Regions from separate parts of the Homo sapiens genome. Here region 1 is linked to region 2. Evidence: chromatin contacts called from ENCODE Hi-C or POLR2A ChIA-PET data. All regions are on one chromosome and are shown on one strand. Each heading gives the region's core, a stretch centred on a gene start or an enhancer-like site at or near the end of the contact. The rest is flanking DNA. Distances are from core to core; before and after follow the strand shown. Region 1 has its middle 43 kb from the start of SMPD3. Region 2 overlaps SMPD3 (sphingomyelin phosphodiesterase 3).

Region 1 (3,979 bases), core at 817-3,316, 73 kb after region 2:
GGAGGCAGAGGTGGGAGGATCTCTTGAGGCCAGGAGTTCCAGACCAGCCTGGGCAACACAGTGAGACCACTTCTCTACAAAATATTTAAAAATTAGCTGTACATGGTGGCATGAGCCTGTAGTCCTAGCTGCTCAGGAGGCTGAGGCAGGAGGATTGCTTGAGCCCAGCAGTTCGAGGCTGTAGTAAGTTATGATTGTACCACTGCACTGTAGCCAGTAAGTTATGATTGTACCACTGCACTGTAGCCTGGACGGCAGAGCAAGACCCTGTCTCAGTCAGTCAATTAATCAATCATTCAGTATATAGGAGTGGAATGGCTGGGTCATGTAATAGATATGTTTAATGTTTTGTTGTTGTTGTTCTTTAGGCCAATACAGCAGAATAGAAATATTGAACTTTTTTTTTTTTTGAGACGGAGTCTCGCCCTGTCACCCAGGTTGAAGTGCAATGGCGCGATCTCGGCTCACTGCAATCTCCGCCTCCCAGGTTCAAGCGATTCTCCTGCCTCAGCCTCCTGAGTAGCTGAGATTGCACGCGTGTGCCACCGCGTCCGGGAAAATATTTAACTTTTAAAGAAACTGCTGAAGTACCTTCTAAAGCAGTCAATTTGCCATTCCCATCAGCACGTATGAGGCTTCCGCATAGCCTTTCTTGGCTGGCTACAAACTACTGCAGAAGCTTCAGAACTGAGTCTCCCATTGGGTTTACCTGGCTGGTGACTACAATCAAAGCCCTGAGGCCTGCACTCCCTGGGCCCCAGACAAAGAGGGAGGGGTGTCCTAGAAATACTTGCTGAAGACAGTGTCAGGAATCTGCATTCTCTAAGGAAGCTTCTTGGCCCCAGGACTGCCCCAGGGGTGGGAAATATTGAGCAGGACCCAAGGGGCCCTCTAGCTCAGCATTGGAAAAAAATCACTCTGCACCTGAAGAGGCCACAGTCCCATATTACAGCCCAACTCTCATGAAACTCACTTTTGCATAACTAAGTATCTGAGCTGGTGTCAGGGCCCCCAAAAGCAGTCATGGTCGCTGGCTCAGAGACCTGTTCCAGGGAGGTGGTCCCCCAGTAGACTGCCCAGGAAGGACCTGAAGAACTGAGGGCCCTAGAGTCCTGAGGACCCTCCTGGGTGGAAGGATACTGATCTAGGCCTATTCCCCACTGGAAGGAGCTATGGGGCAGCACCCAGGACTAGAGGACAACGTCCATGTACCTACCCATTACTGCTGGGGCCTGGCCTTTCCAGCTGGCCCTGCTTGTGGCTCAGGATCCCTGATGTTAGGAGGTGGTACAATCTTTAGGGTGTGAGCCCCTCCAGAGTCTGGGGTGTGCTATGCATTTATCCATCCATTCATTCATCAACATTTATCAATGTCTCCTAGGAGCCAGAGATGACTCAGGCAAGTTGGATCCAGTTGTGAAGCCTCCCGTTCCCTTCCAAGGGATCTAGACAGTATTTAACAGGAGGGGCACTTGTTAAATGCTGTCCAGGGTTTTTCTTTTTTCTTTTTCTTTCTTTTTTTTTTTTTAAAGAGACAGGGTCTTATGTTGCCCAGGCTGGTCTGGAACTCCTGGCCTCAAGCAATCCCCCTGCCTTGCACTCCCAAAGGGCTGGGATTATAGGTGTGAGCCACCATCTATGCCAGCCAAGGTTTGTGTTTTAGAAAGATCCCTGGCAGGCAATATGGAGAGTGATTTAGAGCCCAGGGAGCTTATTAGGAGGAGGTGAGGGAGGGTCTACCTGGGCAGTGTGTCAGGAAGACAGGGAAGGACAGATGTGGGGTGAGGGCAGAGGACAGTCAGCACATCGGTGCTGCCAACCCTTTCCTCTCATGGCTTCAGCAATGCTGCTCTCACCGGTTCCCACCACACACTGTGTGCGTAAATAGATGGAGGGGTGGTGGGAGGGATGGGGGATGGGTGTTTGGGCTCAGGGGCGAATCTTGGACCGAGCACTGTGAGGTGACGGTGGGGCCAAGGCTTGCATCTCCCCACCCACCTGTCCACTGCCATTGTGGAGCAGCCAGTGTGGAACAGCCAGGTGCGGGTGGGGACTGCAGGTGTCCTCCCCAGTCCAGCAGGAAACCACTGACTCATGTCTGACAGCTCTCAGCCTGGATGGGCTCCCGGAGGCTGTTAGTCACCTGTGAAACAAGGGCACGTGATCCCTTCTTGCCCTGAATTCCTCAGGCTGTGGACTCCCTGGGACCACAAGTTTGAACTTCTAGGAAAGAAGGGACTCAGGTTTTTTTGGAGACCCCCATCCTCAGGGGCAGGAGGGGAGGGGAGAGGAAACCCGAGCCTGGTGAGGAGGTTAAAAGTTTGAACTTGATCCCTGCCAAGGAGGAGTTGGGTCTCAGCTGTGATCACTGAGCCTTTGCATCCTGTAACCTTTTTCTGGTTACGCATGGCAAGTACAGCACTGGCCAGGCACGTTTCTGTCGTTTACACTGATCCACAGAAGCCTCTGTCCACAGACGACCTCAAAATGGCATTCACCGTAAGCAGAATTCACCTTCAAAACGCTACGTGAGTCCAGGGGGGCAGCGAAGAAGAGGCCGAAGGAGCAGTGGGGCAGGGGTCGCGGGTCTCTGTGGTGTGGAGGGGGCAGCGCCGGGAATGTGCGGGGAAGCCTGGAGGCCTGGGTCCCAAGCCCCTGTGCCAATTGCTGGGGGCCCATGAGACTCACTCCACCTTGCTGAGCTGATTCTGGACCCTGATCACAAGGGACTGCAAATCCGTGTTCTCGTGCCTTCAATCTGGGCCTGCCAGGGTTGAGACACGGCACAGACCCTCTGAGTTGGCTTTGGGAAGATAGATGGAAGCCATTCCCTCTTGCTTCTCCGGTGCAGGCTGCAACTCGTCAGCCAGTTGATACCAAGTGTTTACAGTGCATGAATCTCGACCCGAGATCTACAACAGGCCAGCTGGGAGAATTTCATTTGATTGTGAGGAATGTGATTATTTGGCCATTGGCTCCTGGCCTGTGAGCCACTCATGAGTCTTTTGAACCACCCGGGGTTTCAGTCTCAGTGTTTCCAAAAGCTGGGAGGGCACTTAGACACGTCCACCGAAACCTTTATTTGATATATGAAATGGAGATCCCGAGGGGAGGAACAGCCACCGAGGCCCTGGCTAGAAGTGGTCAAGCTTGTCCGCATGGGCTCCGAGGGCTCCCAGGGACCGCAACGCTTCAGCCTTCTAGGCCACACTGCAGGGTACACCCAGTGGTCGCTGCCCTGGTCACTGCCACCGCCTTGGCCTGTTCCTTGCCCTGTGGCACCACCAGTGGGGCCCTCCTCCCCTTGCCCATAAAATTCCTGAAAGAAGAGAGCCTGCCCGGTCAGGCCTGGTGGATGGACAAGGCCTTCATGTTAGCCAGGCTCCCACAGCAGTAGCAGCCACAGGGTTGGGGTGGGGGGAACTGTGCAGGTGCAGGAGTCCAGGCTCAGATAACAAAGGTGGGGAGTCCAAGGCCAGAGTGGAGGCAGAGGCCTTGGCTGTGCCCCAGTGCCAGGAGATAAGGTTTGTGAGGAGCTGGGCTGTGCCTGGCACAGGGTGGGGAGCTGTGGGTGCAGCTGCTATTCTCAGTCCAGGGCACTCCCCTGGGGCTTTGACAGTGAAGACTGGAGCCAGGCACTGAATGGGGGGGCAGCCTGAGGAATCTGGGGTGGAGGCTCAGCGAGGAGGTGTTTGGCCACAGGCCAGAGGGTCAGGCTGGGGATCCCTGAACCTGGAGTACAGAGTCCTGCCAGCAACCCAGGTGGAGCCAGTGGGGTGCCCCTCATACCTCCTGCAGCCCTGCTGGGAGGTCCCCCGGGATGGCTGCCACCTGCCTCAGGGGCAGAGGATGTGGGGGGAACTGGGTGGGGTGTGCCCTGAGGAGGGAGGCTGTGATCTTTGTGTGTATTTGTGCAGCAAACACTCCCCCAGACCCCCTGGCACCACCTGGGAGTTGCAGATGGGGGGTGCACGGCCCG
Region 2 (3,876 bases), core at 962-3,461:
TTGGCTCCTTTACAAACAGCTTTGCCCCCAGATGTGTCCAACGGCCTGATTTAGTATTAAAGCTCTGAAATGATTGATTATCCATTAGGGTAGCTATTTAAAGAGTTCATCACATCAGATTCAAACCGACAACATCTGCGCTGCAAGGGCTGCTGGAAGAGCCAGGCAGAACCAAATGGAAACCTGGATGGAACTGTGGATTCTGCCTCCTGCAAGACTCTGAGACCAGACCTCTATGAAGGACAGTAACAGGTTGCTGCTGCCACTGTGCCCGTAATCAGGTGTGTGCCAGCGCTTCCTGCTGGGCCCAGGCCAGGGAGAACTCCTGTGAATGAAAACTGACATGGGTCATAGCTCAGAGCCCGACCCTTTCCCCTGCTCTAGGCCTCGCCCTCTTCCCTGGTCTCCCCATTGTTCCCTGTGAGCCCCTTCCCATCTCCCTCTCTCTGGGGCCTCCGACCCTGAGTTGTCCCAGGCTTCTACTTCCCGTCCCACTCTTCCCTCCACAAATCATTGCCACCGCCCAGCTGGGTTTCTCCCTAATCCCTCCTACCCTCCTGTCCAGAATGTTACCGGCAAACCTTACACAATCTAAGGCCGTTGTTGTCTTCTAACCCTAGCAGTTTCCCTCTTAACAGCAACATCAAACTTGTTCCCTTATTCTGCCTCGTCCTTGTATGCTCAGCAAACAGTTTACCTTGGCAGGTTCACCAGGAAGTAACAATACTGCTAAAGCCAGGTGCTTTGTGGCGCTTTTATTTCTGAAGCTGTGTGAATGTAGGTAGGTGTGCCTTAGGTGAGTGTTTAATAGTTTCCAGGCTGAAGTTGTTGTCACCCATGCAGCCACTGGGGCTTCAAGCCCTATCTGTCCGGTGGGTCAGAGCACAGGTGTGTCAGAGCATAGGCCATGCTATATTCCAGGGGCAACTTGGCTGGTCCTGAGGCCTGTCAGGTCTAGGTGGGAGGCCCGTGTCGCTGGAAGATGCCTCAGTCCCAGGAGAGCTCTGTGGCTGGAAAGCTGCTTCCTGATTGCCAGGGCACTCAGTCACAAAAGCTGTACCCAAGGGCTCTTTGGGGTGGCTGCCGTGGTTTCCACTTAGACCCTGTCTTCAGGGCTGGTGCACCCATCCCCTGGGTACTGGGGACATCTCACAGCTGTGTCCCTCCCTAGGCATTGCCCTCAGCTGAGGCAAACTGCCTCACTCAAAATTAAGCCCTTTCTGAATGATTGGCAGATGGGGAGGGGGTACCAAGGCCAGGTCCCTTGGCCCCCATCTGGGACAACTCTGAGGAGCTATCTCAGCTCCTGAGTTCCCTGTAGAACTGCTGAGGTCTCATTTGCACCCACAGTCTGGGTCTGTTTCTCCATCTGCCTGATCCTGCCTTCTTCACTTCCCTGAACTCATCAACAAATTCGCACACACTCAGGGAACCCAGGCTATGACAGCTATCCCGACTCAGCTAAGAGGGGCTGGGTTGATTGATAGCCTCTTACCCCACTCCAGAGCCACTCTGGCCCTGCTATGCTGGGGCTGCTGACAAAGCCCCCTCAATTGTTCTACTGTTACTCTTTTATTGCATTCAAGCCTCCCTAAGGAGCCACTTGAGAGACATTTGTTTATTTTTGAACTTGGACTTAGGAAATATTGTGCTTCTTTTGGCCTTTGGTCTGTGTTTGGATTGTGTTTATGATACAAACACAAACAACTGGGGAAGAGATTGGGCTTTCTTTGCTTTGGCTGCTAGGAAGCTTGGAGACCAGTCCTAGACCTACACGCTACTAGACAAAGATGCTGGTACCTTCAGAGTTCCCTTAACGTGCTTTCCTTGCTATTGTTCTTTGTGTCGTTTTGCTATATCACACAGCTCCGTCTGAGCTGCCTCAAACCCTGCGTGGAATGAAGTAGGGTATAAATGAGTAAACACATACATACAGCCATGGGGGTGTGGTGTCAGACAGACCTGTCTGCCGGTTACCAGCTCTGGGACATTTGCCAAGTTACAACTTCTCTAAGCCCTAGTTTATTCAGCCAAGGAGTGGGCCTGATGCCTGCATCACATAATTATTCTGAAGAAAAATACAACAAGCACATGCCTGGTACATATCAAGTGCTCAATAAATGGTACACATTCATAACAACTTTTTATAAAATCCTGTGCTCTCAAGAAAGTGCCCTATCATGTTGCCGGATCTGCCCCCACTCCCTTCCTGTTGTGTGCGGGCTGTCAGCCAAGGTGCATTTCTGGCTTGTTGGGTTTCACTTTCTCATGGGAGAAAGATGCCTACCCAGGCACCTGCAGCTCACAGCAGACGGTGTGCCGCAGCAGAAGGTCCCGTGTAGATGCCCACCGAGTTCATCCAGGCAGGTAGATACATGACTCAAATACCCACAAGAGAAATGAGCACCTACTTGGCTGGAGGAAAACTAAGACTCTTTATGTAAATGAAGCCTTCATAAAATGAAAAAAAAAAAAAGGTTGTAGATGAGAGATGGGTGATGAGTAATTTAACCAAGACGATGCAAATCTAGGCCTTTGAATACTTTAAATATAACCATCTGATATAAAAAGAATTGCACTAAATTTTTTAAAGTAGAGAGCTTTCCTAGGGTGAGAGACTCACTTTCCTGATAGGGACATATTCCCCAAAAGGCAAATGGGGAAGGCAAAGAACAACATCCATGTTGACATCACATCCCCCTGCAGGCAGCAGAGGAGGATTCAATGCATTTTATAGTCTACACTAGCACCCCATATACCACACGTTACCTTGCAAACCAGTTTGGATCCCATATGAGAACAGGGATGCCCATTTCAAAGGGGAGGTAGCTTGGGAAACTCTTTTGTTCATTTCTAAAGTAAGCCTGCCCCTGGCTCTGTCTCCTTGTAAATGTCAGGTGGGCCTGAACCATAGTCTTGAGCTTGTCTAAAGATGGGTCTGGACTTTCTTGTCCTTTTGGGTGATGAGAAGGCCAGAGCAGGGAACCTTCTGTATGCTGGGTCTAGAATGGGTCTGCTAGATGTATCCTCCTAGAGGGGAGAAAGGGATGGTGTGAGTGCAGGATGCTGAGGAAGGGGTCAAGGACAGGATGGAGAGAGTGTGGCATGAGGGCAAAGCTGGGTACAGGGCAGGCCCCAGTATGGTCTATTTGTAGAAATAGGCCTCAGGAGAGGTGAGAGGGATGAAGAAGTAGTGGCTAGGGGCCACAGCTAGTATCTGGCTGGGCTGTCTAGTCCTGGAGGGGTAAGGGATGCTGGACCATACCCTCTAAGGCTGGTTTAGGAGGGTCGGGGGGTCTTGGAGGAAGCTGCCCAGAGCAGCTATGGCCACCAATGAGACAGGAAGAAGTCAAGGTTGATGGCGCTTGAGCCAGGGTCCCACTGCAGGGACTGGCTGAAGTTCTGGAACATGCATTGAGCACATTAACAAGACTGAGGATTTTGTGTCAGGTCTCTGGAACCTTCCTTTGGGGGATCAGCCAGTGCGGGAGAAACAGGTGATGGCTGGGTGGCCAGGAATCTACTGCCCTATCACCCACAGGCAGCTCATTGTATATCACATGTGGGGACAATGTCCCCCTCAACGCCTAGCCAGAGGGATGGGGCAGGATGGGGATGCAGCATCCAACATCTGTTGACTGTCTTTCCTCAAATCCTGTTACACATTTCCTTGCATCTCCAGAGTTTTGGTAAGAGAAAAACCATGTACTTCACCTCTATCTTGACAACAATAACTTTCCTCCCTTCCTATGGAAGATAGAGAGAACCCTCCTCACCTCCAACATAGCACAGATGCCCCAGGGCCCAGCTTCCATGAACCCCATGTAATGATGATGATGAAGATGACAACCATAATGAAGCCTTACTCCTAAAATG

Evidence for each region. Hi-C counts contacts between places; a loop is a spot of excess contacts on that map. ChIA-PET counts read pairs that join two places held with the same protein, here RNA polymerase II (POLR2A). Pooled maps may share reads with other maps.
Region 1: a loop to region 2 is called in a map of astrocyte of the cerebellum, with 4 times the contacts of the local background. The contact joins two enhancer-like sites. A Hi-C loop is called at or near these places in 4 of 168 maps with a recorded cell type or tissue (astrocyte of the cerebellum, heart left ventricle, stomach and 1 more) and 3 of 50 pooled maps. POLR2A ChIA-PET finds 5 or more read pairs at or near these places in 2 of 52 experiments (activated CD4-positive, alpha-beta T cell and naive thymus-derived CD4-positive, alpha-beta T cell).

The regions. Positions count from the first base shown.
Region 1 is chr16:68,489,130-68,493,108 of GRCh38, forward strand. No RefSeq gene overlaps it. Among named protein-coding and RNA genes, the nearest start is that of SMPD3, 43 kb to the left of the region's middle. Within about 2 kb of position 2,067, at least 5 of the 41 ENCODE cell types and tissues checked have a DNase peak (open chromatin) inside an H3K27ac peak, as active enhancers do; they include stomach, where a contact is called at or near this core.
Region 2 is chr16:68,415,905-68,419,780 of GRCh38, forward strand. All of the region lies in intron 1 of SMPD3 (sphingomyelin phosphodiesterase 3), which reads right to left. Among named protein-coding and RNA genes, the nearest start is that of SMPD3, 31 kb to the right of the region's middle. Within about 2 kb of position 2,212, at least 18 of the 41 ENCODE cell types and tissues checked have a DNase peak (open chromatin) inside an H3K27ac peak, as active enhancers do; they include stomach, where a contact is called at or near this core.